Linked DNA regions of Mus musculus: region 2 is linked to region 1. Evidence: chromatin loops called from intact Hi-C (ENCODE). Cell type or tissue: heart. All regions are shown on one strand. Each heading gives the region's core, and the rest is flanking DNA. Links, peaks and the distances in the headings are about the cores only.

Region 1 (15,515 bases), core at 3,017-11,016:
ATTGGTGCCTTTATTACCCAAAAGCAACCTCACAAACATAAGCTTCCACTCAAGTTAATATCTTTCTACATTACTCTGTGGCTTCTTTATTTTTTCCTTTAAAGAATGGACATTTAGGGGAGGGATGGCTCAGTGGTTACAAGCCCTGGCTGTTCTTTCAGAGGACCTGGGTTCAATTCCCAACACCTACATGGCAGCTCACATCTGTCTGTAACTCTAGTTCCAGAGGATCTGAAACTTTCACACAGACATACACGCAGATAAAACATCAATGACCATTAAAAAAAATTTACAGAATGAGTTTCAGGGTGTCTGTGTGTAGGGGGATGGACATTATTTTGGGAAATGTTCATATACTGACTACATAATTTTAATACTTCTAGATCAGGAGCTAAAAACAGCTTGCTATTCTTGATACACTGAACATAATGCAGTAAGGCTAGAATGAAAACTTTAAAACAAAGAAACAGAGAGAAAAAGAATGGAGGCTTTATAATAATCAAAGTAGGAACCCGAACTAAGAGGAACCAGAAATAAGCAAAGCAAGAGCTACTTAAAAGATAATTCTATAGGATTAATTTAATACTTATATATTAGAAAGAGGACGAGAACACACACTAGTACAATACCCAAGTAGCAAGCTTAAACAGCTAGATATTACAATTTTTTTGACATAAATAAACAACAGATTTAATGGACAAAGAGCCCTTCCTGGCATCTATGACATACATTAAGTAGACAGTTTGATACTGGTCTGAAGGTACACAGAAAAATCTGTTAAGTAATACACTGAAAAGTGTGAACAGGCAGATTATAACTGTACCAGATACTATCTAGTGATAGCAAGACTAGCCAAGGCAAATGCAGTACTCAAGAATAAAACCCAACTAGTATGACTGAGTGAGCTACAGCAAAGTCCAGTAGTCAAGAAATTAAATCAGAATAGCAAGCAGTTCCTAACCACCCTTTTTCCCCTACCCCCCCAGTGTACCCCTCCCTGCCTCCAGTTAGTAAGTATCTGCAGGAGTTAGGTGGAAATGTACAAATGTACAGAGCACTAAATAAGTCTGCCTTCTCTCCTAAAGCCTCTAACCTCCATCTGCAGGAATGTAGAGACCTTGACATTCACTTCAGCATTCCCTTAACAGGCTCAGCACACTTGTTCTTAGAGAAGCCATTGTCAACTTTATTAAGTCCTTTGTCCTTTAACGTAATTCCAGATACCTGAGTCTCCCTCTCATTTCCTACAATCCAATTCCCATATGGTTCTTCAGTCTCTTCTGTACCCACTTAACATTTTGAAATCCTAAAATCCTTTTACTATGCTCTCTACTTATAACAACAACAACAATCAATGGAGCATTCTTTTCCCTTTCTAGTCATCCTGACTGTACTGCTTCACTCCAGGCAATTAAAAAGTCCAAGGGCAAGATGAATCAATAACTTGAAAGATTTCAGAACTAAAAAATAATATTGAAGGCTCACTCAGTGGGTGAGAGCACTTGCTGTTCTTCTAGGGCACCCACAAATCAGATCACAACCATCTGTAACTCCAGTTCCAGAGGACCCAACACCCTCTTCTGACTTCCAAAGGTACTGCACATACATAATATACAGACACATACACATGCAAAGCATCCATACAAATAAAAATTTTAAATCTCAACAAATTTTTCTAATAAAATAAAAATACTACCTTTCAACAAAGGTCAATATAAAAAGTAAGAGAGTGTGTGTGTTTGTGTATTAAAATATTGTGTGGGACTAGCAAAATGGTTCAGTGGTAGAATCCCTGATAATTTATGGCAAAGACACTTGGTTCAATTTCCAGCCTCAAAAAACAAAAGGAAAAGAACATAAGAGAAAAAAAACAAACAACAGCCACCATAATAAAGCAAAACCCACAGCAAAGGATTTTCTGAAAATGAGTGTTTCAGTGAAAAAGTACAGCAATATTAACTACTGACCTACCTTACTCAGAGGAGCTTTAATTTTTTTCAAACACAAAGCAAGAAGTTCCCTGGACTCTAAAGCACACTGTACCCATGATGCTGGTGGCTGAAAATATCTGAAAGAAGATAACATTCTAAAGTTTGCCGCTTTTCAGGAAAAAACAGGAATTTCCATTAGTAGAAAGAAGTGATACTGATTATTAATCAGGAGTAATACTCTACTCTAAAGCTTTACCCCATGAGACCAGTGTCTTTAGTTCAAAACTAATATTCTAATATTTGGAGAAAGCCAATCTGAGATATGTTATGTATTTTGTCGTTTCAATTATTAAAAATAGAAGTTAAGAGAGCACTGAGTTAAGAGAGCTCTGAAGATGGCTCAGAGAGTAAAAGGGCTTGCTACCAGGACTGACAACCTGAGATCACATGGTAAAAGGAGAGAACCAACCCTATGAATCGTCCTGTGACCGCCATATGCATAGTGTGGCCTAGTGCGCACACATACCAAATAAATGCATACGTGTTAAAAATAAATAAATAAAATATCCCAGTAAGGAGGGCTGGAGAGATGGCTCGGTAGTTAAGGGGGACTGAGGTGGGGTTCCTAGCACTCACTGTTGGGCAGCTCACAAATGCCTGGAACTCTAGCTCCAGGGGGATTCAATGCCTCTGGCCTTTAGGGACACCAAACGTGCACACAGCTACACATAAATGACTTTCTTTTTAAATTCCAGTAAACACGGCAATATTTCCAAAATTTCTTTGAAGGAACACTGACCAACAGGTAAGAATTATCTTAAATGACTCTAAAATTATTTATTTTATTCTTCTAAAATGTTTGCGAAACATTTTTCTCATACAAAAACAGGAAAATTAGTACACATAGAAATGTATATCAAAAGTTCAGTCATCAAGTTTCATTTCAATTTTTAAGCTGAAAAAGACAAGTTTTCAAAATAAGCCTCAGTAAGTCAAGCACGGTGGTGCACGCCTTTAATCCCAGCACTCGGGAAGCAAAGACAAACTGAGTTCCAGGTCAACCTGGTCTATAGAGCAAGATAAGGGCCAGGATAGTCAGGGCTACAGAGAAATTTTATCTTGAAAAAACAAAATTAATTAAACCTCATTATAGTAAAATACAAATCCTTTCTGTAAATTATGAATTTTTTTAACCCAGTCTTCCAAGGTCCAGTACACAGAGGTTATTAACAATGTCTGCTAAATACTTTCACCTGAGTTATGTAATGCTTTCTTGCCATGGTATTAAATGGTTAAACACTTTAATTTTCCTGTTTCAAGGTTCAATAAAAACCATTTGTTTATAAGTATTTTCAAAGGATGTTTCAAATACTATTTATCATCTAATAAAAACCCTTCATTCTCATGAGAAAATTGAGACTCAGACTGTATCTAAGCATGACAGAAAACTAGTTTGATAGAAACTTCTAATATTTTGGGGGTCCTGCTTCTTTGTCTAATACTTTTAAAACTTCACCATGTATTTAATAATAAATATTCATAACAGACCAAAAGCCTCATACTTACCAGGCTCACACACTGTAAACTCCCTAAAATAGTACACTAAATTCATGGGCTTATTTATATATGTGCAGAGATTTGGGGAAATACATTTTGAATTCTTACAGAGGTCCACAGACAATTTCCACATACACAAAGCAAATGCTAAACCTATCTGGGAAGTCACAGGCATATAATTTTTATATTCACTGACAAGGTTTAAGTCTCTCACTAGACATATGGATAGATGTAAACAGATGTAGCCAACAACTAAAGGAACGAAACTGAAGAAAGAATGCATCAGCTCTCAGAAGGCGTCTTCTACTGTCAGATTCAGTATCTCACTTTTATACAAATATTTTTTCTATCCTTACCAGATTAGTAGGACAGTAGAAAGCACAGCATAAAACTGCAAATTATTATATCCTTGGTAACATCAACTAGGTAAAAATTAACACTCAACAGCACGTTTCATTCCGTATACTTCAGAGTAATCTCAGCATAACACAGTGGCTCTCTGTATGAAGACCAACTTAAGGAAGCTAAACAAGTAGTAATGTACTGTACCTCTGACACTGTTTGCAGAAAGAAATGGAGACCTGCTTTGGAACACCTTGGCTGATGTCAACTTTACTTCGTAAACAGGCCACACAAATATTGGCAGGATTTGGACTAATTGGGACACCACATTCACAGCACAAGCTTGAGAAAATAAAGCAGATTTTTTCCAATTAGATTTTATACATTTACTAGTCAAAAACAAAACAAAACAAACAAACAAAAAACCCCTACCAAGCCAAAGCCTTCAAGATTCTACTGTTTAAAGTGGGGGAGGAGACACTTAATGGGTCAAAGTGCTTCCAGCTCTTATAGCAAACTGGGGTCAATTTTCAGCACACAAGAGGCAGCTCACAACCATCTGTAACTCTAGTTCCAGGAGAGTCTACCACTCTTCTGATGTCCATGGCCTCTTACATGCACTTAGCACACACACATACACTCACGAATAAAATAAGTTGATTTGTTTTTAAAAGACAAGTGGGGTGTGGGGGGAAATCTTTTTCGTCTTAACAACCAGGAAGCAGGGCACACAGATCTGTGAGTCTCACGCCAGCCAGAGCTTCATGAGAGTCTGTCTCGAAGAGGGGAAAAAGGCAATCTTAAAGACAGAGTGAAGAAGAATCCTGAAACATCGGCAAAAATCAAAGGGCCATAATTCTGAAAATGCTTAAAGAGGGCACTGTGCGACTTTGTCATGCTAATGAACTTCATGCAATGATAGAAATGTCCTAGTCCCTCATCTCTTCTTTAAAATTGGAAAACTAAGAAAAAAAGAAATTAGCAATGCAAATAGTCTAACAACAATAGCAAACACTAATGTGCACATAAATTCAACAATATAAACAAAAGACAGCCAAGTGTGATGGTGCAGACCTTTACCCAGCACTTGCGAGGCAGAGGCAGAGGCAGACAGATCTCTCTATGAGTTCCTGGTAAGCAGGACTTAACATGGTAAGACTGTCTCAAAAGCAAAAATAAACAACAAAGAGAAACAAACAATATATGTAAGATCCGTTTCTCGTTTCTCTTGCATCTGACTCGGCTAGTGGGTGCCCCCTTTGTTCTGAGCATCTACAATGCGTAGATGCGAACAGGCCCCCTTTACAGGGACCCACAATGAACAGTAAAGGAAAATGTACGTATTCCATGAAAACAGAAAGGAGATTATTAAGGAAAGGAAAGGGACCTGTGAGGGGGTAGGAGGGTTAAGGAAGATCAATGGTAGGGTAAATATGAACGCTGTACAATGTTAAATATGCGGACCCTCCTATATACATGAAAATATAATGAAACCCTGTATTTTATGTTACAAAGTAATTTTTAAAAGGAGAAATAGACAAAAATACAGGACAAGAAGAGCACCTATGCCTACCGATGCTCTAAGCTACAGGAGTATAACTCTATAGTGTACTGGAGGCAGAAAAATTTTGTGAAGCAGGCCTGACATAATCGCAGCACTTGGGAGGCTAAGGCTGAAGGGACAAGGCTCTCAAGGTCAGCCGTGGCTACAGAGTGAATTCCAGGGCCAATCTAACAGGACTGGCTCCATCGAAAGTAAGATTTCAACGAAACAGCAGAAAAAGTCTGTGAACCTCCGCCACCGTGGCCCACGGCTGCCCAAAGAAAACTAAGATAATCTTCCAGTGGTGGCCACTAGCTGCACGTGAGCACCGCATACCATGTGGCTAGCACGACAGAGGAGCCGGGTGACAACCGTACACGTCCACTCGTGCCCCTCTAGGAGGACGTCTTCTCAAAGCACTCATTTTTTTCTACACCGGACTTAAAATGGGGTAGACTTCCTATGCGATCAAGACCCAACCGTTTTCTCCCACCGAGAAAAGGACCTCTCCTGCTAGCGTTAACCGTTTTCTCGGTATTTTACGATCTGCAGACGCCAAGGGATCGATCAGGGCGGGCTCGCAACTCACATGTGTCCCGGGCTGTGCTCAATGGACTCTGCCATGTACTCCATGGTTCGCGCGCGACCTATCAAGGGGAGGGAAGGACCGGTGAGACTTGGATCCATCAGGTCGAGTCTCCTGAGTTCGGGGACAGCCATGCGTGCGGCACACAAGCCCGGGGGTCGCGAGCCGCCGCCCAGCACGGCCCTTCCGCCCTCCTCCGCGCCGCGGCTCCGCATGCGGCCGGCCTCGGCCCCACACCCACGCCCCGGCGCCCGTGCGGGCCGCTCGCAGCCCGGGTACAGGGCCCGGCTCGCTCCCTCGTCTGGCCGCTGTTGGCGCAGGAGCCGGGTCTCCCACCCAGAACCTACCAGCAGCTCCGTGACAGGGCGAAATACACCCACAGCGGGCAACCCGCCGGCCAGGACGCACTACCGGCTACCTCAGCCGCGCTACACACCTACGAAGATCTCGCGATAGGAGAACCGGAAATCCCGCGTGCTGAAGGGTGCGGGAGAAGGGGACGGGTGGGCGGGGTCAAAGAATACACGTGTAGCAAGGGGCGGGGCCTATGGAGTGAGTGGGTGGGGATACGGGAGACCGGGCGAGCTGAGCAGGCTCGGGACAGTGATTACAACAGTTTGGTGTCTGTGATAGGCTCACCGTTCCACCCGCCCCCGTATCTTTAAAATGCACTTCTCAGCTCCTGGGGAGAGGGCTCAGCAGTTAAAAGCAGTTGTTCTTACAAAGGACCTGGGTTCAATTCCCAGCACTCACAGGGTGGGCTCACTGACGTCTAGAGTTCCATTTGGAGAGGATCTGCCGCCCTCTTAACTCTGAGGCCACCAACCACAAACTTGGTGCATATATATTCATGCGGGCCAAACACTCAAATACATAAAATACATGGATCTTTCTAAAGAAACATGGCCACTGTAAATATCACCATGGACAACTTAAGAGTATCGAATCGCTGTTTACTAAACAGTTGATGCAAAAAGAAAAAGAAAAGAAAGAAAAACTGAAAACTCTCTATTATATTGCAAACACTGTACTTTTAATAGTAAGCAGAAAATATAAAATGTTTTTCATTAAAGAAAAGTATTATTCTTAAAGAAATCATCTGAAACATATTTTTCTCAGAAGTGGATCCACAAAATAGATGAAAACAGGTAAATCCGCAACTGTAACCGAAACTGATGTCAAAAGGAAGACCCTAGCATTTCTAAGGTCCGAAGAGGTGTCAGACGCCCCGGAGCTGGAGTTACAGGTGGTTTGAAACTGCCCAACACAGAGGCTGAGAACCAAGCTCTTCTGGTCCTGGGAGAGAGTAGCAGATGTTCTTAACTGCTGAGCCACCACCTTTCCAGCTCCACACAATCATCTGTGTTTTATAAGACATTTATAATGAACATGGAAATGTAACTACAGTATAAACTTTAGTTACTTGTTTTTTAAAGATATGCCTAATTTCTACTAAAACAGACAAGGGTGTTTATGTTCTCCACTTTTAATAGAGTGTTGGAAGTTTTTAGCTAGGGCTGTAAGACAAGGGAAATAATAAAGGGAATACAAATAAGAAAGGGAGAAACCAAAATATTCTTATTTGCAGATGCTATGATTCTATACATGAGAGTCCTAAGAACTCCAATAGAAGCCTTAGCGTTGGAGGCTGGGGAGATGGCTGAGTCAGTAAGGTGCTTGCCATGCAGGCTCGAGGATCTGAGTTGGATACCCAGCACCTGCATAAAGAGGGGAAAGTGGTCTGAAGAGATGGCTCAGTAGTCCATACTATTATTCTTGCAAAACACTAGAGTTCAGTACCCAGCATCCGTATTATCATCTTTGAATGGCTTATAACTTCAACTCCAGGGGGATGCCTCTATCTTCTGTGGGCTCCTGCACTCATATTAACCGTCGGCACTATTCAGGTAAATGAGGCAAAGAATTTTTCTTACTAAGCCTGCCTTTAGCCAAGTGGCATATCTAGAGGATCACACTATTCCAATTTAGGCTAATGACTCTAATTGGACTCCAGGACCCTATGACAGTAGAGGGTCTTTGTTCCCCAATGAAGAGGGTTTAAATTTGAATTCATCTTATCAAATAGAAGTGGGAGGATTTCCTTTTTGGATTGGGCATGAAGTTCATATTTGAAAGTTATAGCTAAGGGGCAGTTATTTATTATTCATAAATGAACAAATATGAAGGACCCAAGAACCTATTCATTTGAATAGGGGAGGGGTTTGAAGAAAATATTACTAATAGTCTTTCCATTCCACCTCATTCTCCTCCTCGCCACACTCCTGTAGTCTTGGAGGTAAGTGTCTGGGAACAATGAAGAGGATCAGAGCTGTGAGCTGTGAGTAATTCTTGCTGTGGTAACTTCATACCTTGGTGCCTACAGGCTCTGCTTGCACCAAAGGTGCAGAAAGACACAGAATTAAGATAGTTCTATAATCAGCCAGGCGGTGGTGGTGCACGCCTTTAATCCCAGCACTTGGGAGGCAGGGGCAGGTGGATTTCTGAGTTCGAGGCCAGCCTGGTCTACAGAGTGAGTTCCAGGACAGCCAAGGCTACACAGAGAAACCATATCTAACAAAACCAAAACAAACAAACAAAAAAAAAAAAACAAAAAAAGATAGTTCTATAATAATAATACCATCACCCACCCATAGCAACGAATCTACGGTTAGTATGACGTGGAAGCATATGGTACCTCCTCTCTTCATATGGAGAGAGGAACTACTCACAACCATCTTTGGGATTAATCATCGTGTAACATTTGGGCCTGGGAAAGGAATATATAGAAAACTACTTCTAACAATAGGACTATGTTCTCTCTTATTTAAAAAAAAAAAAATGTACCTCATCTTGTGGCTGTTGGCAGGCAAGTTAGCTGGCCCCACCACCGCTGGCTGCATCACTCGAGAGAGCAGGCCCCACACCTGCCTTGCCTGGGCAGCACAGTAGAGCTGGCCCTGGTGGCGTGAGCATGGGAGAATCAGCTGAAAGGTGGGGAGCTGGCCCCATGTCTTGCCCACTGCCACAAGCAAGAGAGCTGGCCCTGTCCCTCACCTGAGCAAAGCAGGAGAGCTGGCCCTAATGGCATGGGTGCAGGAGAACTGGAGGGCTAACCAATTCAACTTCTACCTAGACCCAGATCCAGGGCTTTTGAGTTGGCCCACCCCAACATCTACCCCAGATATGAACTGCTGGAGCTCATGAAGGGGCTAGTCCAACCAATCCAAAGCTGCAGGTTCTCCATGACTCAGGGCAACAACAGTATATCCAAGGGGAGTCCCAGTGAGAATCCAGAATCCATAGTGTAGCAGAAGCCAGAGACCTTGAACCAGACCAATGACTCATTGCAAAGAGCATTTGCAAAGAAGTGTGGAAAAAAGGACATACTGTGTGACACACTGTGGCACACTGCAGTTAGCACAGTAAGAATTCTTTTTTTTAATTTTATTTTGATTTTTTGATTTTTTGATTTTTTGAGACAGGGTTTCTCTGTGTAATCCTGGCTGTCCTGGAACTCAGTCTGTAGATTAGATTGGCCTCGAACTCAGAAATCCGCCTGCCTCTGCCTCCCAAGTGCTGGGATTAAAGGCGTGCACCACCACTGCCCAGTTGTGAGATGCTTTTTACTTTATTTCTTTTTGCATTTTTCTATTTAATTTATGCATGTATGTATGTATGTATTTGTTTTGTTTTCTCTTGGGCGGGGGTGATGCAAGGACCGAGGGCAGATATGAAGGAGACAGGGACATGAGTGAGATTGCAGTGCATGACATGAGATTCACAAAGAGTCAGTCAATAGTTTTAAAAACATGTGTCTCATAATATTATGGCGTCTGTTTGTCTTCCTTATTTGTTTATGATTGTCAAAACTACTCGGAATCGGTCTGAAGGATACGTGTCTTATTCCAAACGTTCTTCATTCCTGTTAATTTGAGCTTCAGAGAATTTACGTACTCTAAGCCCAGACTGGTGTTTGGATGCCTGTAGAGATGGCTCGTGCCTGGGAAGAATCTCACTCCATGTCTTCACGTTATCATATGTTGGGTCAAAAGAAAAAAAGGATTGAAGAATGGTTGGGCTAATTGTTGCCCTTGTGTTGGGAGTTGTGGTCTTTGCCGCTGCTGCTGCTGCTGCTGCTGCTGCTGCTGCTGCTGCTGCTGCTGCTGCTGCTGCTGCTAACGTAGCCGTGTGTCGACACATCCAAACTGTGCCTTATAGTTTAGAATGGCATTCTGACTCAGAGAAACTGTGAAACATTCAAAGACATATAGACTCCGTGCTGAAATCGCTGATTTAGAATCAACTGTGGTTATGTTAGCAGTTAGTTTACAAGGACAGTTCTCATTAAGATGTGATTGGAATGTGACTCAAGTCTGTGTACTGCAGTGAGGCCTTGTTCCCTTGGGATTAGGTCAGAAAACATTTAATAATTCATGGTAACTCAAGAAATACTGAAATTATGGTCAGATATTAATCACATGTTTGCAGAACAAGTACATACACTAACAGCTAATGGATTATTGGAAAATATCCATGACAGATTGGGAAAGTTAAATTTAATTTAACAATTTAGTATTTCAAGCTCCTTCTGTGATGCAATGTTTATATTGATTGTTCGCTTGGTTTTGTTATTTTTAATGGCCAGGAGGAAAAACTCCTGACATTAAGAAAATACTCAATATCAGGCAGCTGTATTCAACACTATGTTACAAAATATGACTAAACAAAAGGGGGAGACAAAGGAGCTCTGCGGAACTGATGCCAGGCATCTCTTGCAAACAAGAGGGTACTTGCAGAATTTTGGCAGAGAGCTGCTTTCACGGTCCAACAAGTATTTCCTTGGCCAGGCTTAGCGTTCTTCGAGTTTATCTTCTAGGGGGAAAAAATCAACTAGCAACATATAAAAAGGTCTTATTTGTCCAGGAAAAAAAAAGGAAGCAACATTATAGATTGACTCTTGCATAGTATGTATTTTGGAATCCGAGTAATGCAACAGTATAATGTGGTTAAGAACAAAGACTCTGGCTCCCTCCTCGGCACTGCCTACGAGGTGGCTACCTTCTGTTATGCAGCATCATGGCTGCCCTCCGGCCTCTGGTGAAGCCCAAGATCGTCAAAAAGAGGACCAAAAAGTTCATCAGACACCAGTCAGACCGATATGTGAAAATTAAGTGGAACTGGAGGAAACCCAGAGGCATCGACAACAGGGTGCGGAGAAGGTTCAAGGGCCAGATCCTGATGCCCAACATCGGTTACAGGAGCAACAAGAAAACCAAGCACACGCTGTCTAGTGGCTTCCGCAAGTTCCTGGTCCACAATATCAAGGAGCCGGAGGTGCTGTTGATGTGCAACAAATCTTACCGTGCTGAGATTGCTCACAACGTGTCCTCTAAGAACCGAAAAGCCATTGTAGAAAGAGCAGCACAGCTGGCCATCAGAGTCACCAATCCCAACACCAGGCTACACAGCGAAGAAAATGAATAGATGGCTTGTGTACATGTTTTGTGTTTAAATAAAATCACAAAAACTGAAAAAAAAAAAGAATAAAGACTCTGAGGCTGGAAGAGGGTGTCAAATGCCCCTGGAACTGGAGTTACAGACAATTGTGAGCCACCCCCCCCCCATGGGAGCTGGTGATGGAACTTGGGTCCCCTGGAAGAGAGGCAAGCACTATTAATTATGGAGCCATTTCTTCAGCCAAACATCCCATATTTTAATCCGAACCTAGCAGATTTTTAATCTGTGGCTTGTTGGTTTTCAGCTAGGTTATATTTTACAGTCTGTTTTTAATATCAGATGGGTGATTAAGTTGCAGACATAAAGTTATCTCTACTGTCGTTTTGGTGACGGGGGAAAATACAAAGATAATTACCTATCGGCTTCATAGTTTTCCCTAAATTCTTTTTATGTTCAATATTGGGGGAGGGATTTTTTATCTTTTATTTATTTTGTGACTGTGATGGTTTGTATATCCTTGGACCAGGGAGTGGCACCATCTGAAGGTGTGGCCTTGTTGGAATAGGTGTTACCTGGTTGGAATGGGTGTGTCATAAGATCCTCACCGTAGTTGCCTGGAAGTCAGTCTTCCACTAGCCGCCTTTGGATGAAGATGTAGAACTCTCAGCTCTGTCTGAGCCATGACAGCCTGGATGCTGCCATGCTCCCACCTTGATGATAATGGACTGAACCACTGAACCTGTAAGCTAGCCCCAATTAAATGTTGTTTTTTATAAGACTTGCCTTGGTCATGGTGTCTGTTCACAGCAGTAAAACTCTGACTAATACAGTGACAATCCTGTATATACGGACTTACTTTTTTTAGATTTATTTTTATTTTATGTAGATGAGCTTATATGTATGTCTATACCATGTGCGTGCCTGGTATCTGTGGAGGTCAGAAGAGGGTGCCAAGTCACTTGGAAACAGAGCTGCAGATAGTTGAGAGCTGTCATGTGGGTACTGTGAACAGAACTCAGGCCCTCGGAACAGCAGCCAGCATTCTTTCCTGCTCTGATATTGCTCCAATCTCTCCCTTAAACCTTTACTACAGTGCTTTCATATTCCTATAGCTAATGTGTTTCAGATGATAGTTTTTCAGGGTTTTTTTGTTTCTAGAAATCCTATTATCTATAAGCATAGACCATTCAAATCCAATAGATCATGTTTTATTTTTATTAATGTATATTTTTCTACAGTTGAAAGACTCCGAAAGGAGCCCCTAGCTCAGGCCTCAGGACAATAGCGGACACCCAAGAACTCACGACAGACCGAGCTTGTTGCAAACCACATGAGGCTTTATTCGGGGAAAGCCAGAGCTCTGGGGACGACTCATATCCCACGCAGGGGTAGAGGAGTCGACCTCGAGGGGAAAGAGGTCCCAGTTTTTATAGGCCCTCAGGGGGGAAAGGAGAAGGGGGAGAGTAGGGGATTTCCAGATCTAAACAATGTCTATTCTCAAGAAGTGGGTATGGGAGGGGTACAAGGAAAGAGTCTAATGAAGGTGCAGCAATGGTCACATACCTGGTCAGAACATTGGCAGACACACAGGTTCGAGGAGTGGCCAGAGCATTGTGCACCTCTATTTTTCTAAATCAGTGAAGCTAGTTCTCCTAACACTGATGTCTATCTTGCCAATTTCAGGGCTTCTGTGTCCTTTTACATTCTGCCAGGATCTTCCAAGTGACTTAGTTATTTTCTATTGCTGTGGTAAGACACTGTGATCAAAGCAACTTAAAGAAGAAAGAGTATATTGGGGACTTACAGTTTCAGAGAGGGTGTCCATGACATCCTGGCAAGAGGGAAGCATGGCATCAGGCAGGTATGCATGGCGCTGAGCAGTCGATTGGAGCTTACATCTTAATCCACAAACACGAGGCAGAGGGGGCTAAACGGGAATGTGGCATGCCTTCAGTAACACTTCCTCCAACAAGACAACACCTCTTAATTTTTTTCCCAAACAGTTCTGCCAACTGGGAACCAAGCATGGAGTGTATGTGCCTATGGAGACTATTCTCCATCACACCACCGCCTACAAAACTATGTGCTTCATTATGACGCTGTCATTCATGTGATAATGTGTTTAGGCCATATCTGCTTCCCATTACACACCGTTCCTCTTCCTGCTGGAGCCTTGTCGTCGCCAATCACCCTCCATGTCTAAGAAAGCATTTCATACTTGTCATTCTATTCTAGGTCCAGCCCATTTTACTTAACTTGAGGATTTCTATTTTTTACCCATTTTCTTGCAAATAACATGATTTTCTTTTAAATGGCTAAATAATAGTCTATTGTATATACACACATTTTCTCTATCCATTAGATGGGCATCTAAACTATTTCTCTATCCATAGATGGGAACTGATTTGTGAAAGTTTCTTTTATCTGCCTGATGAAATTGTCCCCTAAGAGGCTTGCTGCTGAATAAGCTCACCCTTTCTAGCTCTTTCTGAACTCTGGATGGCTGCTTCAACTTGGCTGTTCTGGCTCAAACTCCTCTCCAAGCTGACTGATTCAATTTGGCTTCTCCAAGCTTCTCACTCTGCTTGGCCTCCAACTAACTCTGGCAATTTGTTCTGTGTTGGGGTCCAGCCTTGACACAGGATCTGGGTTCTCAGCTGGAAGCAGGGATATCTGGAAGGTGCATAATAAACACACAGAGACAACTTTTTCGGGTATACACTGACAGGCAAGTTTCAAGGCTTGAAATTGCTCTCTCTCTCTCTCTCTCTCTCTCTCTCACACACACACACACACACACACACACACACACACAGCTTGAGGGGCCACACACACGTTGCACTCTCCTCTCCTCCACTGTCTGATTTTCTCCTGTGTGTTTTTCTTTTCTCACACTCCCATACTCCTACACATTTCAGTGTGCTCTCCTTTTTTTAAAAGAATATTTTTGAAGATTTATTTATTTTACTTTATGTTTATGAGTACACTGTAGCTGTACATGTGGTTGCTGGGAATTGAATTTTTAGGACCCCTACTCACTCCAGTCACTCTCTCGGTCTGCCCAGACCGCTCTGGTCAACTCCACTCAACTCCAGTCCCTGACTACTCCAGCCCAAAGATTTATTTATTATTATTAATAGGTACACTGTAGCTGACTTCAGACAGCACCAGAAGAAGGAGTCAGATCTCATTATGGGGAGTTGTGAGCCACCATGTGGTTGCTGGGATTTGAACTCAGGACCTTCAGAAGAGCAGTCAGTGCTCTTACCCACTGAGCCATCTCCCCAGCCCCAGCGCTCTCCTTTCACTCACACACCACACACACACCTCACATGCATTCTCCTTACACACACACACCTTCACAAACTCTTCTCTCTCTCTCTCTCTTTCTCTCTCTCTCCTCACCTTTAACTTGCCCCAATCTTTTATTGTTACTCCAAAAACCAGGTAGGAAAAAAAGACATTGTATAATCATTACCAAACCAAATTCAAAAGAATGATCACATCTCATAAAGAATTAAGAAGTAAAAATTACAATTGTTCGCCAAAGTTTCAATCTCCCCCTATTCTCAAGCCTGTGGCCAAAATGATAACTGCAAGATTTTCATTATTTAAATTTTAACTTAAAAAAAAAAAGGTTTAAAGTACACTGTTGCTGCCTTCAGACACACCAGAAGAGGGCACCAGAACCCATCAGAGATGGTTGTGAGCCACTATGTAGTTGCTGGGAATTGAACTCAAGACCTCTAGAAGAGCAGTCAGTGCTCTTAACCTCTGAGCCATCTCTCTAGACCTAAACTTTAACGTTTGACTTACTATATTTCAGAACTCAGAGCTTCAAGGTCAGCTACTTGCATTTTCTTTTGAAGCTCTAAAGATAAATGACATGGGCAAAGGTGCCAGGGGGTGGCCAGAAAGAGTCAAGTTAACCCTTAACTCGTCTGTTCTCCTAGCTTCTGCTTCTGCACATTGCAGCACACAATGACTCTCCTAAGAGTCCCAGTGTTTTGACTTAGTTTTACTAGTATATGATTTTATGTATTCTGTATTTTCATATTCACACATATCCAAAGGAAACCAGGAACCACTCTCAAATGTT
Region 2 (15,515 bases), core at 3,022-11,021, 600 kb after region 1:
GTTTTGTTTTGTTTTGTTTTTATTCTCAGTTTCAAAACAGAATGTATAAATCAATTGCAAAACATTTCTGAAGATAGGGAGCTATCACATCAACAACAGAGAGAGAGAGAGTCCCTGTTCCTGGTTAAATCTTCAGGGCAAGGCCTGAGAACCATACTTGAAGAAGGAAACCCCAAGGATGGCAGATGGGTTGGGATTTAGGAGCAGAACAGTAATGAAGACATGTCCTCTTCATTTGTCTCAATTGACCAGAAGTGAGTAGCCCTGAGCCTCCAACAAGATAGGAAAGCGGTACATGCCAAGTGCATAAGATTTGTACTAAGAAGAGCAAAGTACACTTAAATAGGCCTGTGGAGCCAATCCTTGTGGAGAAGATACAAAGAGATCACCATTTGAGGAAACTCAAAAGAACAGATGCAGAAATAAGTGCAGAAAAACACAACAAAAATCCATCCAGCAATACCAAACTGGTTTATACTAAGTTGGAGATTTCAGTCCTCACAGCATGGTTTGTCTACATTTTTTTTTTTGAGTTAGAGATGTGTAACCATGGTGTGCCTATACATTATTTTGCATGGCACATGAGCCATCACCATGGTGTGTCGCCCTTAGTTAATTGTTTGTTGTTGTTAAGATTGAAACAATCTTTAAAATGGTTGTCATGCCAGATCTTGTAGATCTCAGAGTTGCCCCGGGAGGCAGGACCCCTGCTTTTATTCAGGAGTTCAGACTTTCTAAAACAGAAAACATGGAAAGGACTTACCAACACGGCATTTATGCTCCTAGGGGATTCTGATGGACTTGTGCTTTGAGCAGCTTTCTCGCCTACTTTTCAGCGCTAGAATTGAGAGGTCCACCTGAGCTACTACATTCAAAGACAGAGTGACTGCTGGTTCATCTACCAGGAGTGTGGTGTTCAGAGCTAAACAGGCCCAGAATCAGCACTTAGTAGTGGTGTGAGGCTTGGCAGACTTCTTAGGCACACTAAACCTTAGGCTTCTCATACAGAAAGTGGAAGTAATACCTCCCTTCAAAGTGCACCATGAGTGCACACATTCATGTCTTTCCCAGGTGGCTCTGATACCAGGATTGGTTCAGATGCCTGCTCTAACATTCATTGTTTGACTTCAATCAATTCCTGCACCTCTCTTCCGTTCAATCTTATATTTGTAAAGTGAATACAATTATTTTATAGGATCGTTGTAAGAAGTCAATGCATTTATAAAGCTAGGTGTGGTGACTTACTCCGACAATCTAAGCACTAGAGAGGTGGAGGCAGGAGAATTAAGAACGCAAGGCTACTCTTGGCTATACAGCAAGCCAGAGGCCAGCTTAATCTAGCCTGAGGGACCCTAAACAGAGGGTTAGAAGGCTGTCTTATAAAGACATGGGGTGGGGAGGGGGGAATAATCCTAGCACTTGGGAATGTGAAACAAGATTACAAATTACAGGCAAACCTTAGTTACATAGTAAGAACCTGTCTTTAAAAAAAAAAAAAACAAAAACAAACAAACCTGTCATATTGTATTGGATTAGTGCTATAAGAGTAAACACACAAATAATAATAAAATATCTCACATAAACAAATTACCCAGACCTAGATTGTAGAAACTCAGTATCTGGTAACATTGTTATTATGATTATAGAAACCTTTGCAACCTACTGTCTTTTAAAAAGTTTTAAAAATCAGGGCAGGGAACTTGTCTGAAGTGGGAGGGTATTAGGATGAGGGTTGAGCCTAATTCAATTCAATGTTTCCCTTTGATTAAATAGTCGAAACTAATTTTGAGAAATAAACGACCCTGGTGTGGAGGAGTATACAAGCAATGGGCAGCACTGGAGAAGCAGAAGCAGGGGAACCAGGAGTTCAAGTCCAGTTTTGTCTCCATAAAAAGATGGAGGTCAGTCCGGACTGCATGCAATGCAATGCTAGGTCAACAAACAAACAAAAACCTAGGTGTTTGTCCTCCCTCAATTGAATTAACATCAATTTCAAAATAAATAGTCATTTTCTTCAGACGCCCCAAGCCATAAGTTAGAAGCTTCTGAGAATAAAAAGACACGAAGTCCCCCATGCCTGGTCAACCCACTCCTAATCCCCCTCACACACCCTGAGAAAATACAAGATGCTACTGTATTAACCCAATTTCTGTTACTGTAACAAAATATTTTAGTCTGGCTACTTCCTAAAGTAAAGAGATCTCATAGTTTTGGAGCTCTTCAAATAGCACTATAGTGACTCTGGTAAGCTTCCCTCCCCTCTATGGCAGATAGGATCATGGAGATGTGAGAGGAAGATCTTGTAATTAGACAGGCAATCAAACAAGATCGGGTAGCCAGGCTTGTCCTTTTTTATAACTCTCTCTTGTGAGGTATCAAAGGGTCTCACAAGAACTCTCTTCATCCTTTCTTAGGAAAATTCCTCTAAGACAGGTAACCAAGGTTCAATACATGAACATTTGACATAGTATACACAAACTATAGTGACTGGCTATGATTCAATATTTTTCTCTCCTGAATCAGCCCAACTGTAACAAACACAAATTATATTTTAGAAAGATCTAGCAATGTATAAAACTCCTTCTTTCCTTTACTTAATAATACTATGTGCCATTCTCATTTTGATCACATAATCACAAACCCTTAAGACAAAAAATCCTCCTCTCTCTCCCTCCCTCTCTCCATCCTTACACCAAAATGTTCTTATCCTAAATCCACCCTTCCTTTGTTTCATTTTATTTTTGAGACAGGTTCTAGCTCTGTAGCCTAGTCTCACATAGAATTCAGACTCATATTTCCAAGTGCTGACATTACAGGCACGGTTTGCCACATTTAGATCTCATGGATTTGCTTTAGGACACAGTGTCTCTCAGTGTATCTGGACTGGCTTCAGAATTCTGAAGCTTACTGCCCAAGTTCCATAAGTCTGGGATTGTAGAATACACAACTATAACTGGCTTAGTCATATTTTAAAATATACTAGTGCTCTGGGATTGTAGAATACACAACTATAACTGGCTTAGTCATATTTTAAAATATACTAGTGCTCTAGCGTGTAAATTCAGTATCACCTCAACTAAATCAATCTTTGGAGAATAAAACTATATGAGGGAGAGAGTCTCCAAGTATGGGAACCTGAGTTGGTTCCCCAGCAAAGCCAGTGCAGGTGTGTATGCCTGAGATCCCAGCACTGGGAGGAGGTGGTAAGCAGACAAGGCAGCAAGCACATCTTCGATGGTGAGCTTTTGATTCAGTGAGAAACCTTGTCTCGGGCCATAAGGTGGAGCGCAATAACAATGTAGGATATCTTGTTTTGTCCTCATTTGCACAAAGATGTGTATACCTGAATATGCCGACATGCCACACACACATAATGAACTTCATCTGAATTTTAAGTTCTGAATTCAACTTACATTCAAGTTAACCCTCAGTGTGAATTACTTCCAAAATGCTTGTTCGCCAAGCCCAGCAGAAAGTATACAAAATACCAAAGACTTATTTGGAAGGCATTACTTTGTATCTAAAGGGTTGTTCCCACCATTCCATTATAAGTTATCTTCAAGAGGCTCCTATCCTGCAGTTCTCTTTATCCCCCATTCCCAAAAGAACTCAATCCTTTATCTTGTTGAACCCATTGTCTTTGTATTATACCTTACAAAAGCATCCTCCTTTGACTTTATATAAGGGGTTTATAAAATATTCGCATCCTAAACATTCATTTCTGCATGTGGTTCTGCCCAAACAAAATATACCAGAAAGAACCAGAAGCCAAATGTTCCCAAAGGGTTTTGTAATAGAGTTTTTTGCCAAGTTCAGACACATTTAGCTTTCCTCTTCCTTCTGACTCTGAACTGCCACTGCTTCACAAAAACCACACAATTTGGGGAACTAATAATTGATAAATGAACACACACATTTGTTTGTTTTTAGACAGGGTATTATGATGTAGCTCAGCTGGCCTCAAACTCATCTCCACCTGCCTTTGCTAGATTTAACGTGTGGATCACTATGCTCAGCTTAAATATAGTTTTGAAAACATGTCCTCACTCTCTTTTCTGAGCCTAGGGCCTCCAGCATAATTAGCTTCTTCCAATGAGTTGTATTTCTATTATTATTATTATTATTATTATTATTATTATTATTAATTTATCTTGAGATGAACCCGCAAGAGAAGAGGGGAAGTGTCACTAAACTGCTCGAAGTGGCTTTGGACTCTTGCTCTGGCTGGCCTTGCTCTTGGGCTACTTTAACAGCTCCTCCTCTTGCCCAGTAGCTACGATTACAAACCGAGTCACCGGCCCGGAGCGATTCTGAAAAATTTGAGAGGCTCTTTTGTACCTGTTTTACATCCGCCTTTGGTTACAATGTTCCTGGTTAAGAGGTTTCTTTGGGATTAACTTCCTTTATCAAGAGTCACAATGTTGCATTTGCTATGTCATGGCTCATAGTCGTCATTCTCTATAAATTAATACTTTGTGATCAAGCAGTTTAATTTCCCAAGAGAAACTGCTCAAAATGGGGGTATTAGGGAAGGACCAATTTTTCTCAAGTTTCTACCTGTTGCGAACCTTCTACCTTCCTTTTCCTACCGGGTCCCTCTAGCTTTCCCTTCAGTTTTCAGAATGCACATCACCGTAGTCAGTCCTAGCCACGATGCCGGGTCCTAGGTTGGTTCGCAGTTCCCAGAACAGGACTCAGGGTTTAGGACTTCACATGTAGCTTAGACACACCTCTTTGCCTTCCAAAGTGAATGAAGCGCTCAAGTAACACCGGGGGAGAAAAGAACGAAGTTCAGAACCCCAACATCTAAAGCCACCCCGGGAATCATCCCACCATAACCAGGACCACTACACCCTGCCCATCCCCGCCCGCTCCCGGATCTGCTGCTCTTCGGCTGCCTCGGGTTTCTCCCTCCGCGCGTGACCCCTCCCCTCCCAAGCTCCTGCGCCCCGTCCCTTTCCTGCCCCAGACTCTCCCTTCCCCTTTCCTTTCGCTCTTCCGTCCCCCGCTCTCCATCGTCCCTTTTGATTGGCTAAGCACTCCGGAGCCCGGCCGGCCAATCGGCGGACCGGGTTGGCGGCGATGGGCGTGGCCGTAAAGCCGGGCCCTCAGATCGAGGCTGCCTCCCCCTCTCAGCCGGCAGCACATTCCGCCGCCGTTGCCGCCGCCGCCGCTGGCCCCGCAGTCGTCTTCGCCAGAGCTGCTGTGGTACCCGAGCTCAGGGCAGGAGAGGCCAGCCAGGAAGCGGAGGCCCGGCGGGCGAGAGGAAGCGAGCGGACGGGCGGGCGACGCAGGCGGCGGCCGGCTTCCTGGGAGCGTCTGTGCGGCGCGGTGGTTGGGGCGGATCCCGCGGGGCCCGGGCGGGTGGGGAGAGTCGCCGGCCCGGCCATGGCGGACAACGAGAAATTGGACAACCAACGGCTCAAGAATTTTAAGAACAAAGGCCGTGACTTGGAGGTACAGTGGGGTCCGCGGCCTCCGGCCCCCGGCGGGACGCGGGGTGCGTACGGAGTCGGGCGGGCGCGGCGGCCGGCATGGCGCTGGGCGGGCGGGCGAGCGGCCGTGACGCGGGCGCCGCGCCGGGAAGTTTGTGCCGGGCCTGCTCCGCCTCCGCCGGCGACAGCGCCGGGGCCCGCCGGGTGCGGCCTAGGCCTGTCCTGTCGAGCCGGCCAGACACGGGTGAGGGCGGCGGGCATATCAGCCGCGGCGGAGGCCCCGCAGCGGCGGAAGCTCAGGCTCTGCTCGAGCCCCCGACGCCAAGCGTCGCGGGTGGAGGGCGATGGGGGAGCGAGCGGCGACCTCGGAACTTCTCCGGGCCCGAGACGCCTCCACATGCAGGTTTTCCTAATCGCCCCGACTCTGGTTTTACTTCAATGTCCAAACTACAGGAGTCAACTTCTCCGCTGGAGAAAAAGAAAGAAAGAAAGAAAGAAAGAAAGAAAAAAAAGCCACCCCCGCCGCGAGAGGCGGTCCTGGTGATGCTAAGCAGTGCCTTCCAGCGGCCTGGGTTTCAGTTTGGTCCTAGCTGATTCAAAGATGTGGCTCACGATGTGTCCCTTTCCAGTCAAAAGATCACCTGCCTCCACCGCCTTATTTGAGCTTGTCCACAGATCTTTTTACTCCTCTCTGAGAAGAGACCACCAGTTTGCATTCTTACATAGAAAAGTCCAAAGGGTTATACAAAGCTGTCATCCCCTAGTCTTCTCGGTATCCTTTCTCTCCACCTCCTGGTGGTGGTGGCAGTGAGGAATCCGGTAGGCTATGGACTGACACCATCACGTATTATTTTAAAGGGGGGAAGAAGGCTTCGTTGTCATAGACACAGTTGCTTCCAAGGTTCGATGTATTAAGCACACAGTTTCTTTCCATTGTGACTTTTTTTTTTAATATAGGGAATTTAAAAAAAAAGTCAAGCTTTTAGCTTCTTATCCCCTTTTATGTTCTGGTAACTTCTTCAGACTGCTGTGGTCGGTTCCTGAATTTGAGCATTTTCGGGATAGAGATGGCAACTTTTGTTGACTTTTCCCAATGCCAGTCAGTCTTTTAATGTAGTTTATCCTCTTTTAGCTTATTGCAGTCGTTAGAAGAACTGTATGTCCCAGGGTGTGTGTTGCTATTTAGAGATTGTTTGAAAGTTAAGGATGCTTATCTTTGTGATCATTTTTTATAGTGGAAGAAATTTAAAAAAAAAAATTTTTTTTTAGATTTGTGTATAGGGGTGTTTTGTCTGGATGTGTGTGTATGTGCATCATGTGTGTGCCCTGTGGCCAGGGAGCCCATCCTTTGGAAGTGGAGTTGCTTCCAGCTGGGAGCTGCCATGTGAGTGCTTAGAACTGAACCATTTCTTCAGCTCCCAAATTTAATCTCTTTATTGGAGTAATTTACATGTAACAAAAGCCAACTTTTTAAATGTATAGTTCATAGTTGTCATTAAATTTACTTGTTGAAAAATACCTATTTATTTTTACTAATATGAATATCTAGAATGGGAAAAATCACAAGTTAGGGAATATAAATTTGATAAATACTCCAAAGTTAGAAATTTTAGAAAAACATCAGGTAACCAAACAATCTCTAATTTTTTTTTGCTACCAATTTTTAACAGGTTCCTTGAAATGTGATTCATATACTATATAATTCACCCATATAAAGTGGTTTGTAATGTGTTTAAATGGTTGCACAATCAGCACCTAAGTCAAATCTTAGAATATTTTCTACTCTTTGAAGAACTCCTGATATATGTCATTAGCAATGATTCTCTTTCTCAGCTACTCCAACCCAAAGCAATGTTTGTTTTGATTGCCTATTCTGAGTGCTTCATGTAAATGGAATGTACATTTTAGGATACTTTGTGGCTACCTGACTTGAAGATTCATCCATGCTGTAACAAGAACGTTTCTTTCTTAGGTCTGACTAATATTGTTGCATATAGTTATAGCACATTGTGTTTATGTGTTTATCTTCATAGAACCATGGTTAACCCTTGTTATCGGTCACATCTTATTGCTATAAGCATTTATGTACACATTCTTGTGTAACAGTCTTACTTCTTTTGGCTACAAACCTAGAATGCTAGGTAATACTGGAACTTTGCATCTAACTTTTTATAGGGTTGCCAGACTTACTTTCTCCCTTTCCACCCCTCTTGTTCTTTTCTTTTGGACAAGGTCTCATTATGTACTTGTAGCCTAGGAGAGCCTTGCACTCTCAACCTCTCTCCCTCATCCTCCTGAACACTATCTTTTACTGGCATTATCCCTGCTTCCCTCTCTCTAGTTGTGGGATTGCAAGCATGTGCCACCACCCTGTTTTAAGTTATCTTAAAAACAAAAAACAAACAAAAATGTAATTTACCCTTACTCTGTATTTCTTGCCACTATAGACTAATAAATTAATACTGAATCAACCTGGCTACTATGATAGGTGATTTTAAATTATCTATAAATGCATATTAGATGTATTTTGAGATCATATCTGTAGCCACTACTAATGACTGAATTCATGTAGGTGCATTGGAAATTAGAATATTTTAATTTTCTATCTATAAATATAACATGACTAAATAAAAATTATCTTATTTCTGTGACTTACTCAAGATCACATAAGTGGGTCTTGTTCAGTGGTAAATCATAGTATGTAGGATGCCTTGGGTTTGATCCCCAATACCACAAAAGAAAACAAAAGCTTCTAAAGATGATGAGTACTTGTAATAAGACAGAAGCATCTTGTATTACTTCTAGGCAGTCTATTTGTCACTTATATGCCTGAATCTTTCCAAAGCCTGTTAGTACATTTTCTTCCCCTTCAGATAGCTAACTGCATTGGGTTATGTATGTAATATGTATGTATACATATATGCATATACATTTTATATATATACACACACATTATATAACATGATATAGTTACTGCATTGTGTTACATATGTAATGTATGTGAAATGTAACAGATAATAAAATACTGCTTTTTTTGAGTCTTAATATTTACGTTTTGGAGGAGGCAGTTCTATTGCTGTACAGCGAGAGTTAGCCTAGTATATCCTAAAGGCCATTTTAACATTTAATCCAGCTTTAAAAATGAAATATTTCACATGACATGATTCCTTTCTTACTAACTTTTCAAAGTCCAGTTTGTATTTTACCATTAGGTTATTTCTCTGTTTAGCCCAGTTCTCTTCTAGGTGAGTAATGGTGTCGTGTGGATGGTCGCTACCTTATTAGACAGCAAATGTGTAAATATTACAGCTGCATGTAGAGTTAGGTAACTGTAACATGTGGGGAAGAGGTTGGTTAAAATGAGGACAAAATCTGCCAGTTTAATTTCATTTTACCTGATCTCTAACTTTGAGTATGACCTGGAAGAATCGTTTAAGTCTTAGGATTCTTTTCATCTACAAAGATGACAGTGCACAACATCTGCTTTATGAATGCTGTGGCCATTAGTAGGTTAGTGAGATGCCTGACAACTCAATATAATTTATCTTTTTTATTGGGGAGAGAGGACTCTTAATAGGATTCAGTATGATTGAATCTCTTGCTTCCGTATTTGCTGTTAGCTGTGTGTGTGGTTTTTCCTGTGTGTTTGTTTGTTTGTTTGTTTCTGTGTGTATATGTATAAAACTTTGCACATAAAAGAGTCAATGAATTGCCTATTAGAGGGCAATTGGGCACAATGATGTGACCGTTCTGAAGTCATAATTTTATGATTCTAGATTTCTATTTAATATTCATTAGTACTTTTCAGTCTATCAATCCAACTTCAAAAAATAGTCATGGTTTTTTTTTTTTTATTTTGAAAGACAGAAGTCAAAGGAAGTGTTTGTGAATATTTATCTGAAATATTGTTTAAGGAGTTACCAGATAATGTTCATCAAAGTTTGGCTTCTTCCCTGTAGTGTGGTAGAGGATTGTCCAGTGCTAATTTGAAGGCACTAACATAAAAAAGGTCATATAGTACAACATAGGAAATGGTAGTAACCAAATTGCCAATGAGATTTGTCAGGAGTAAGCAAAGCAAATTAAGATCATCTGTTTCTAAGTTTGGTAGGAGAGACGGATTCTTTTGTAGCATTCTAGTAAACTTTCAAAGGTTTTATAAAAACATTCTAAAAGTTTGCTGGTTCAAATAGAATGTAAAATATATTAGAAAGTAATTAGGTCTTGTGAAAACAACTTATGCTAAGTATGAGTATTAAAATACCACATAATTTTGAGTATAAAATATGAAGTCAGGTTGGACAGGTTTAATAAAGGTGCTGTGCTGTTTTGTGTTTGGGAACCAGCTTTGTTGGCTCAAAGTGAAAAACATTGCTAAGCTAGTAAGTCTTATAACTTTAGAGACTGACCTCTCTCACCACAAATCTTGGAACATACTTACTGTGCTTAAAATAACTACTGTCTAATTCTTCAAATAATAGCTCATGCGTGAGACAATATGAGACCTCTGAGAGAAATAGTACTGGGATTTAAATTATTGTTTTAGCTTCCTATCAGCTTTTCTAGTTTTTAAGACATCTGACTTCAGAATTGCTTCATTGATAATTTTCACAGTTTACTAGTATGCCAAATGAATATGCACTGTTGGGAAGAATGTATGAGTAGTTTTGAAAGAATGAAACAGCTTTAGGAAAAATGCATATGTGGATACTTGTTTTGGTTTAGTTTTGGGGGGCAGTTGAGCCCAAGTTCTTGTGCTTTCTAATATAATCATTTCCTTTTGGGTGTTTTTTATTTTTAGACAGGATCTCACAGTGTAGCCCTAGCTAACCTGGAATTTGTTGTATAGATCAAACTGGCCTTGAACCCACAGAGATCTGCCTGCCTCTACCTTTGAAGTGCTAGGATTAAGGACATTCCTCACTACCACTACACCCTTAATATAGTTGTTTGGGTTTTTTGTTTTGATGGGGTTTTTTTTTTTAGCATTTTTATTTTATGTGTATGGATATTTTGCCTGCATGTATGTCTGTGTAGTGCATGTGTGCCTGTTGTTTGCTGGGGCTAGAGGACAGTGTCATATTCCCTGGATCTGGGTTTAAAAGTGGTTATAAGCCATCATGAGGGTCCTGGAAAAGCAACTAATGCCTTTAGTTGTTGAGCCATCTCTCCAGCTCCATGGATAGCTATTCCTGACAGAGGTTGTTGGTTACTAAAATATTTTCAGTGTTTTCTGGGGTAGTGGACATTTACTTGAGGCCTATACTGAATGAGAGTGCATAATAAAAATTTGACATGCATTGCTGATTTGATGGCTTTCTGGTTTAGTGTTGGTCAGAGGCAGGAGCAGTCTTGAATGAGCACCTATTTCAGTTATGTTTAACTTTTAATTCATCTCAATTTTGAAAATTAAAAAGAAATTTGTGCTTCTGACTTAACAGTCAAGAGATTGATTTTTATCTCAGGTGTGTATCAAAGTCTTTATTTTTAATACTATATCCTATTATCTTTAATTTTTCTCAGCCTAATGCACTACTAGCATATTTTATAGGTGAGGCATTACTATTGCTTTCTGCACAGAGAGTTTTGGAATTTTGTATCATTTATGAACTTCTAACACTAAAAACTTACCTGCTTTCCATTTAGATTTGGTAAAGTCAGCGTTCAGGAAGACTCCGTCTGCTAGACAGTGCTGTGAGAATATTGAGCGGCACCTACAAAATACAACAGAGCTGGCCATGGCATGGTGGCACATACTTAGAAGCACGTATAGAGTTTAACATTTTCACTAGTCAAGCTGCTCATATTACCAGCAAATGTCTATGACATAAGAGTCATTCTGGCTACTAACCTGTGTGAATTCAAAATGTTTGCTGAGGCAGGAGCAGCGACTCAGTGGTTAAGAGGACTTGGTTGTCCTCATTCTGGTTCAGTTCCTGTCACCCACATGGCTCCTCGTGTTCATTCGTAATTCCAGTCCCAGGCAATCTTTTCTGAACAGGCTCAGGCTGAGGCAGGAGAATTGCTGTGAGTTTGAAGTCAGACTGGCCTTTGGTAAGACTGAAGAGGAGGAAGAAGAGAAAGGAGGAGGAAGAGGAGGAAGGAAGAAGTCTTGTTTTAGTTCAGAAGTCTGTCTGTAGATGTTTGAGGTTCAAAACTCATTACAGACTTTTAGTTTTTAATTTGTGGATCTTTTTCAATTTTTTCCAATTTGGAAATTAGAATCAGTACTTTTTGGGGTGTTTGTTTGTTTTTCCAAGGCAGGGTTTCTTTTTGTAGCCATGGCTGTGGAACAGGCTAGCCTTGAACTCATAGATCCACCTGTCTCTGCCTCCTGGGTGGTGGGATTAAAGGCCATGTGGGGCTGAAATAGTACTTTCTAAATGTTGTACTGACAAGATAACTCAGCAGGCAAAAGTGTTTGCTGTCAAGCCCAATGACCTGGTTCAATCCCTGAGACCCTTGTGATGGAAAAGAGAAACCAACACCTCAAAGTTTTGTTTTGTTTTGTGTTTTAATGGATAGAAGAAATATTAATGGAAACTAACTTGGCTTCCCCAAACCAAAATTATTTAATGAAAAGAATGTTCATATTTAACTTTTTTCCATCTTTAAGAGAAGATATGTATGTATCTCCATATCAATTTCTGAATTTAGCATACAGATAAGGGTTTTTAAAAAAGCATTTACCTTTTAGGATACTTAATGATACTATGGTATAGCTCCAGGGATGATTATTTCGTAAGGATTGGTTGGCATTTGTCTGAAGCTGTATCAGTGTACTCCTTACATTGTTAAGTTAAATATTGATTGAACCACAGACACTAGTCTGACTTACACTTCAAATATATCTCTTCATGGTTTTGTTACATGTATTGAGTTATTTGGAAAACATCCCACTGACAAAACCAGACTGAAGTTACTCAGATCTTCCAAATGCTGACACAGTTTGTTATACAATGAAAAGATTTCCTCCCAACCTAAGAATTTTTTTTTTAATAAAATTAAGGAGAAGAAAGAATGAAAGAAAAAAAGAAAATTCACAGTTGATATTATTACAATTCAGAAAAATCACTATTGTTCAAAACTTGTCAAGCTCATAGTCGTGGACATAGTTTTCTAAAACTAATCTTTACTTGAAAACCCACATTTTAATCATTAGCAGTAAATACTATAGATTGTTTTCCTTTAAGCCATAGACTTACTAAATCTGCCAGACACTAAATCAAAATAACCATAATTTCTCTGTCATTCTTTCAAGTGAAAATGCTCTTTCTTGGGGAAAAAAAAAATAGTTCAATTCACAACCTAATTGTCCAAGTACTTTTTTTTTTCTACATATGATTATAGATATTGCTGCAGGAATGGTTGATAAATGTTCTCTGTGTATGTGTGTGTTTGCATGTGTGTGTGTGTGTGTGTGTGTGTGTGTATGTATGTATGTATGTATGTATGTATGTATGTATGTATGTATTAAGGCAAGGTCTCACTGTGTAGCCTTTGCTGGCTTGTAACCTGTCAAGTAGCCCTCCCTGGCCTAGAATTCACTATGTAGATCAGTCTGGCCTCACCGCCCAAGTGCTGAAATTAAAGATCCCATACCTGGCATCAAAAAGTATGAGTGCTTCTTCTCCATGTATGTCTGTGCACTGTGTATGCTTGGTGCTGCTGAAAGCCGGAAGAGGGAGTTGGATCCCCTGGGATTGGAGTGGCAGATGGTTATAAGTAGCTGTGTGGGTACTGAGAATTGAACTCAATTCCTTTGGAAGAGCAGCCCGAGATTTTAACTGCTGAGTCATTCTCCAGGCCCAAGGACATTCTCCAGTAACTTGGCCTAACTGAAATACAATGACACCATTACAGCATAATGCTGGTTTATCTTAGTTTATGCTAGAGCACTAGCAGTTTTAACCCTTTGGCATCAGTGCAGTGCTAACATGCATATGTGTTCCCATACATTAACACATATTAATGTATGTTTTGTCAGGAAGATAGTTTTGACCTTTAAAATTTTGTTTTAAAATGTCTCAGGACCCCTGACCCTGTGAACCATACTTTTATATCACATTTATAATTTATTAGCATTGCTTTTGATACAGATAACTGTCACTTAATTACAAAAGACTCTAAGCATTGTTTATATCAGTGGACAATTTGAAAGAGTTGAGTGTCCCTTTCTAGCAGGTGGGTTTGGGGAATCTGTCTCAGATCATCAGGCTTTCTTGTGTTTTGAGACTGGGTTCTTTTTTGTTGTTGTTGTTTTCTCTGTACAGCCCTGGCTGTGCTGGAACTCATTCAGTATATCCTATCCACCTGACTGCCTCCCAGAGTGCGGGGATTTTAGTGAATATGCTGCCACTACCACCCGGGTTAATGTTTTATGTAGATTTTTTTGCTGCTTTCCCACAAGATTGTAAGTTTAACCAGTTTTTTGTTTTGTCTTATGGGTATGGGTGTTTTGCCTTCACATATGTCTGTGTACCTACCACATGTGTACAGTGTCTGAATAGGGCATCAGATTGCCTGGGACTAGAGTTACAGATGGCTGTAAGGGGCCATGTGAGTGATGGAAATCGAACTGGGTAGATCAGCCAGTGCTCTTAACCACTGAGCCATCTCTACAGCATTAGAAAACACTTTTAATTCACACTGTCTAGTATCCATAATAATTTTCAAGTCATAGACATTTGCTGTTAATATGAGTAGCTTGACTATTGAAAATAGTATCAGAAGGAAGTTTGGTTCCTTTTCACTTTTACTATAAATTTAATTTACTTCAAACTTAATGTAAACTCTGTGTGATATGCACACCTATAATCTCAGCTCCACTCAGGAGACCACAGACAGGAACATGGTGAAACCAACCTGTTATACACAATTAAGACCCTGTCTTCTTATTGTTTTGGGTTTTTTTTAAACTTGTAATATTAATGTAAATTACATTTTACTTGTTACTTCATTGAATTTTTATTAACAAAACCCGAAAATCGTATGATAATATAGTGTTTCCTAATTTGATTATGGACATACTTTTTAATACTAAAAAAGCAAATTTTCTTACTGCTACCTACTGGGTTTATCCAAGCCATCATGTCCTCTGTGATGACGGACTGTATCCTTTTGAACCAAAACAAATTCTTCTTCCCTTTTACAAAAATGGAAGGTGTTATATACTGTGTTGGTATCCTTCCATTATTGGTCTCCCAACTGAGCTGTGTCAGCTGACCCTGTTGCTTCTATTGCCTGCTTTAGTTTAATGAGTATGTTTGTGGTTCCTCCAAGTAGCAGTTCAGTTTGAGAGTTGTACCCTGGAATCCCTACATTGAATGGTCTCTGCATAGTCATTGTAGATGACCCTGCCTTGTTCCTATTTGACCTGCCTCTTTAGCCACTTTGAGCTTTTGGTAGTCCACAAAAAGAAGCAAAATGTTAATCTGATATTTCAACATAGTTATTGAACCTGGTTCTTTAGTAGATACTATGAAAACCCAAGTGGCTTGGCTCTCTAGTGGTCTAATGTGGTCTTTTTAATGATGTTAAAATTGAAAGTTGCCCAATAACTCCAAGCAGAAGGAGCTGATTGTAAATTATGTAATTGTTTTAGGGGAAAGAACCAGCCGAAAATAGTTCAAGTATAATGGGAAATCTTGTTCTTATAATCAGATAAATCCAAGCAACAGCTGGCATTTTGATTAGAGTCAGTCTAGGGATGAGTGCTGATATAAGAAAGGTATGGATATAACCTTGAAAACATTATGCTTCCTGTAAGAAGTCAGTCAAAAGCAAACAAACCACGGTCCCATTTACAAATACAGATAGAGCAAAACTGCTCTACATGCAGAACTCCTGGCACCAGATCTGGGAGATTTTTTTTTTTTCACAAATTTGGGAGAAGGAGATTTTTTAAATATTAATCTCTCAAGCATTTTTTTTTAGTAGATATCAGCTAGATGTCCTCAAAATCAGTTTCAGAAGCTGTCTAGGATTTACTCGCATAAAATTGCCCCCCCCACACACACACACTTTTGTCCCCAAAGATAAGCCCCATTTTTCCTATGCTATTTGCAGGCGCAGGCTGTG

Evidence for each region. A loop is a pair of places that touch in the nucleus more often than their neighbours do. Peaks named below come from ENCODE experiments on the same cell type or tissue, not always from the same donor. Only the 100,000 strongest peaks of a DNase experiment are listed, where the experiment ranks them.
Region 2: a loop joins it to region 1, with 4 times the contacts of the local background. A loop is called at or near these places in 7 of 42 quality-filtered maps.

Annotation. Positions count from the first base shown.
Region 1 is chr3:69,712,914-69,728,428 of GRCm38, reverse strand. It overlaps Nmd3 (NMD3 ribosome export adaptor), which reads right to left and starts at 6,374. Exons shown (of 16, transcript NM_133787.2): 1 at 6,307-6,374; 2 at 5,963-6,020; 3 at 4,038-4,172; 4 at 1,972-2,068. The coding sequence starts at 6,006. It also overlaps the pseudogene Rpl32-ps. In heart, for the core only: no CTCF peak of the experiment used is centred there; DNase peaks (open chromatin) are centred at 5,718 and 6,448; H3K4me3 peaks cover 2,586 bases; H3K27ac peaks cover 2,127 bases.
Region 2 is chr3:69,116,674-69,132,188 of GRCm38, reverse strand. It overlaps Kpna4 (karyopherin (importin) alpha 4), which reads left to right and starts at 5,097. Exons shown (of 17, transcript NM_008467.4): 1 at 5,097-5,457. The coding sequence starts at 5,389. It overlaps Gm1647 (predicted gene 1647), which reads right to left and starts at 956. Exons shown (of 3, transcript NR_126533.1): 1 at 764-956. In heart, for the core only: CTCF peaks have their summits at 6,036 and 6,239; DNase peaks (open chromatin) are centred at 5,028 and 6,018; H3K4me3 peaks cover 2,780 bases; H3K27ac peaks cover 2,128 bases.